Linked DNA regions of Homo sapiens: region 1 is linked to region 2. The links are chromatin loops, found by intact Hi-C in ENCODE. Cell type or tissue: psoas muscle. All regions are shown on one strand.

Region 1 (2,500 bases), 72 kb after region 2:
AGTTTGCCTGGTACAGCACCAACAGGGGCAGGTTTGTCTCAGATACCATGCTGTCTATGATGAAAATCTGTTTAAATTCTCTTTAGGAACAACTGCCTGATTTAGTGAGATTTTTCACTCAAAGTAGTTATTAAACGCATTTTTCTTAGCATGGGCCTCATATCCCTTAATGAAGGTAGAAACAAAGCAAGAAACTCCTTAAATTATGGAAGAACAAGGTGTAGGAATTTACAGTCTTTTCTCAGTTATTATGGGTGAATTGAAAGTCATCTGTGGTTCTCAAATTTTGCTGTATATTCAAATCACTTGAGAATTTTGTTAACATGCAGATTCTGATTCATTAAGTCTGGGGTGGGACTCAAGATTCTCATTCATAACAGGCTGTGAAGTAATGCACCAATAGGCGGTTGTTTTATGGAATACTTTTTGAGTAAAAAGAACCCAGGGCACAGTTCTGTGACAGAAAGGCTACATACAACCAACAAGTTGATACTGAAGTCACTTTTGAGTTTAACCTTAGCTTGATTCCATCTCTTTCTCTAGTTTTTGTATTTGCATTTAAGAACAGGTTGGAATTAAAAAAACAAACAAACAAACAAACAACTATCACACATCAACTGTATAAAAGATCACAGACAGCAACTACTCTCCCAATCTCAACATCATTCCTCTTCCCTTTCCCCTTTCTGGTTGGTCTTACACAACCAAACCACACTTTATTCTTAACAAGCCATCTTACACTTTTCGGAGATGTATAGATTATACAACGAAAAAGACTGAAGATTTTCTGACGTAGGATTTTTCTAAGGAAATGATGTGAAATGAAAGTCCCACTGAACTACAGTTTGGGAGAGCTGAGTGTTTTCTTGCTTCATCTCTCACTACTTAAGGGAAAGCCTTTTCTTTATTTATAAACCTAGTAGGATCTTGCTTTACCAATTTAACAACCCTGTTGAAGGTGTTCAATGAGTTCTTACAGAGGACAGCATTTTGAGTACATTTTTTAAGCATTATAAAAATACAGTATAAGAATTATTTTAAGATATGATATGGACAATGGCAATTCATATGCTATGTAACTAACTAGACTGAATATCATTGAGGACAGGAATGTATGCTATGCTTCTATTTTTACAACCCTGTTTTTTCAGTCATTTATCCCCATGTTAGGTATAGTATTATAAAAAATATCAGATGATTAATGAATTGTCTGACTGAGAAAGAAAGAAAATTGTAGTATATAATGCTGACATTTGAACCTGCCTTTTAATTTGCCATCATGAAACAGAAGGTACTAAAACTAGCAGAGAAATTTTTATCCGATTTTGTGTCATGGGCCACTTTGGCAGTCCCATGAAGCCCGAGGAACTATTTTCAACAGAATTGTTTTAAAATGCATAAAATAAAAATATTCCAAGGAAAAATGAGTATATAGAAATAGTTATCAAAATATTAAAAGAATTCTTTATTAATGCATTAAATAAGGTATCACAGCAGGTCTAAGTAGCTAACATAATTCTGAAGAAGTGCTAAGTATAAATTATATTTGAGATATATTCAATACCTGTGATATAATTTAAAATTAATCTAGGATTTCTATTGATGCCATAACCCCTGAGGTTTGTGGCTTACATTAATAATTGAAGGAGATATCAAATATCAGTTAGAGTTAGGAAAAACAAATACATTTTTTTTCCTATCCAAATTCTGGACCTTAGGTTATCATCAACCCCTGAACTAGAACATAAATATAAGGATTATAATCCTTAAAATAACTCAAAATCCATATCTTGTATCATTCTAGGCAAGACTTAGAGTGTAACACATAATCTTTTGTTATTATAATTAAGAGTTTGCAGTTCTGCTAGATAGAATCAAAGAGCGTCATTATTTTCCGCAACTACTACATTAGTATCTATAATGTATGGTATACATTAGTTTAACACAAGAATGTAGCATAACATAAAAGGATGTTGTTAATGTTAATGTTCTTGATGTATTATCTGGTAGTGTTTGGTCTCAATTTATTATCCTCAATGAAATTTTCTAACTTTTTTCCTTATTCCTGTACTCAAAATTACATTAATGGTACTTTGAAAGAAAAGATGTTGCTATGAGATTTTGCTTAGAGTCAAAATAAAGCATTCAGCTAAATATATCCAATGTAGTTGTTGAAGCAAGAGGAAGAAAACAATTCTAAGTATCTTCTTTAGAAGTGATGCAAACCTTGTTTTGTTTCACTGTTGCTTCAGGTTTAGTTCAATGACTACTCCCATTAGTACCTGTCAGCAAATCCCTGACTCACCCTTGATCACTAGCCTGTCTACCCTGGTACATCTGAACTGCCTCCCAGTGCTTTCTGAAAGAAAGTAAAAGTTTAACAAGTTGCACGGAGAAAATCATGAGAAAGAGAAGACTGGGTATCAAGAAACCAGGTCTTGGGGCAGGTCAACAATAATGCAGACTTTTAAATAAGGTGGCAATCGGTAGCAAGGGGAAT
Region 2 (2,500 bases):
CATTAATATCTTGAGGGTTGCCTGTCTTTTTCTGTGAGTCTGTCTTTGATGTGATGCCAAGGAGAGAAAAAAAAATGCTGCCACATTCTCTGAGCCTTTCACCCAGGCTTCCTCTGTCTTCCTGCTTTTACATATTTTATTCTCCTCACTATAGGAAAACAAGATACTCAAATACACTGCTTATTAAAGAACACACCTACTTTTTGGAATTCGTAGATAAACTTACAACCTATTAAATCAACTTACAAAAAAAAAAAGAAAGAAAGAAAGAAAGAAAAAGAAGGACCCAGGTAAAGGGTGACTAGATTTGTTAGTGTCCTCAATATTTCACCCTGCCTGCTTACCCTCATATTAAGGTAAGTGTTTAGGAGCACACACTTCGTCATCCTGACTCTCTGAGCTTGAATCCCAGTTCATAGTCTCACCAGTTGGATGACTCATCCAAGTGATTTAACCTCTTTGTCCCTCAGTTTCCCCAAATTTACAGCTGATGGTGATAGTATTTTGGACTTCAAATTGGAACCGTGAGGTCCTCTACTTGTTCAACCTGCATGTACACACACTATGACAAGAGAAGCTGACATATGTCTACAGAGAAAAATATAAACTGAGACACAATTCTTACTGCAGAGTGGAAGCATCTGTCCTTAATGGGCCTACACTGGTACAATGGATTCTAATGACCCAGATGTGAAGAGGGAGAAAAATGGAGGAGTAGTGTAATACCCAGATGGAAGGGACTTTAAAAGGGGATCTGTAAAGCAAAAGGCAGAGGAAGGAATGGGAGCAGAGAAGACCAGAGAGGAAGCTCAGAAAGTGTCAGGAGCAGAAACCAAATGTAGGGTTCTATTTCCAAGTCAACAGGCTGCCAAGGAAGTGGCAATAGGTGCTGTTGCAATAGGCAGACAAACAGGAAGCTTAGGTTACCTTCGGAGAAGCTCAAGAGGCACTGGGACAAAGCTGAGATGGCAAAACATGATAGGTGAGAAATTACTCCAGTGAGACATACCAAGAGGCATGATGGCTCATGCTAGCCTGTCGGCCAGAGCCCCTGGGACACTGGACTGGAAGCCAGGAGATAGGAGAAAGGAGTTTTTCCTGGAGCAAGGGCATGTATCTATAGGACCCCAACAGTTTTACCAACCATTCACATTAGATATTCCTGACTTGGATTGCTTATGGAATATCAGATAATTCTTACTTTTGAATACTCTTGGAAGAAACACTAAATAGTACTGATTTTAATAGTGATTTGTACAAAAAGGGCTTTAAATTATGAAATAATATGAATCAAGTTATGTAATATGATTCCATTTTAAATTCCTGGTATTTTCATTCATCGATATGTTGATTTTTTAGTAGCTTTATTGCTGGGCGACTATAGTTAATAATAACTTAATTCTTTATTTTATAATAACTTAAAGAATGTAGTTGGATTTCTTGTAACTCAAAGGATAAATGCTTGAGGGGATGGATACCCCATTCTCCATGATGTGCTTATCTCACATTGCATTCCTGTATCAAAACATCTCACATACACCATAAATTTATACACCTACGATGTACCCACACAAATTTTAAAAAATAATTAAAAAATTAAAATAAATAAAAATAAAATTGTCGAACTGTTAAGAAAACCAAAAAACAAACATTAATTCCCTACATCTAGTGCACATCTTACTAACTTTTAAGATTTTCAAATCATGAAATAACAAGATCAATAGTAGTAAGAATTTTCTACCTCATAATGAATGCACGCAGTCATTAACTCTTTTTTCAGAGCATGTAACATGTCTAACAAAGCATATGTATGTATCTGACTGAAGCATTACTGTGAAATAGAAAACAATGCCAATTTTATCTTGTTATTAAAAACACTAATTCTTTGTTAAAGAATTAATCAAAGATTATTTAAACAAATACTAAAAATTATTTAAAATATGAAAATGTTTTTAAAACTTAAAAATTTAAATTAAATATTTATTATTTTAAAATAATACATACTTTATAATTATTAAAGAATCATTTAGTAATTCTGTTATTAAAAGTTCCAAAATATCTCAAAAATAATTGTTAACACAAGGGTTAATAAAATAACTCATATGCTGTAATATTTATACTTCTGTAAAAGATAAATCAAATAAAACATTTCCAATTTAATTTATATTATATTTTAGTTAAATATTAAGGGCAATGTTTATGTAAATTTCAAATTACCTGATCTTAGCTTTTATAAAACCAATAATTAAGATTGTCACATAGGTACTACAAATACAACTGAAATGTATAGTACTCAGAAAAATACCCTTCCTTGCTGTTTTCTTCTTGCAGTATGCTTATTTTCTGTGAAAAATCGTTTTTAAAAATTCTAACAATTTCTTAACAATACACACAACTGTATTAATACAGACTCAGAAAATTTATTAAATCAGAGACGTATGGTTATAATCAAGAGAGAAAACAAGTTAACCTGTTAAAACCATGATGACATTAACATGAT

Evidence for each region. Peaks named below come from ENCODE experiments on the same cell type or tissue, not always from the same donor. Only the 100,000 strongest peaks of a DNase experiment are listed, where the experiment ranks them.
Region 1: a loop joins it to region 2, with 3.0 times the contacts of the local background. A loop is called at or near these places in 3 of 110 quality-filtered maps.

What each region holds. Positions count from the first base shown.
Region 1 is chr6:72,746,282-72,748,781 of GRCh38, reverse strand. The region is part of intron 1 of KCNQ5 (potassium voltage-gated channel subfamily Q member 5); the gene reads right to left. Among named protein-coding and RNA genes, the nearest start is that of KCNQ5-IT1, 120 kb to the right of the region's middle. In psoas muscle, no CTCF peak of the experiment used is centred here; no DNase peak of the experiment used is centred here; H3K27ac peaks cover 1,157 bases.
Region 2 is chr6:72,818,242-72,820,741 of GRCh38, reverse strand. All of the region lies in intron 1 of KCNQ5 (potassium voltage-gated channel subfamily Q member 5), which reads right to left. Among named protein-coding and RNA genes, the nearest start is that of MIR4282, 150 kb to the left of the region's middle. In psoas muscle, no CTCF peak of the experiment used is centred here; a DNase peak (open chromatin) is centred at 971; H3K27ac peaks cover 2,500 bases.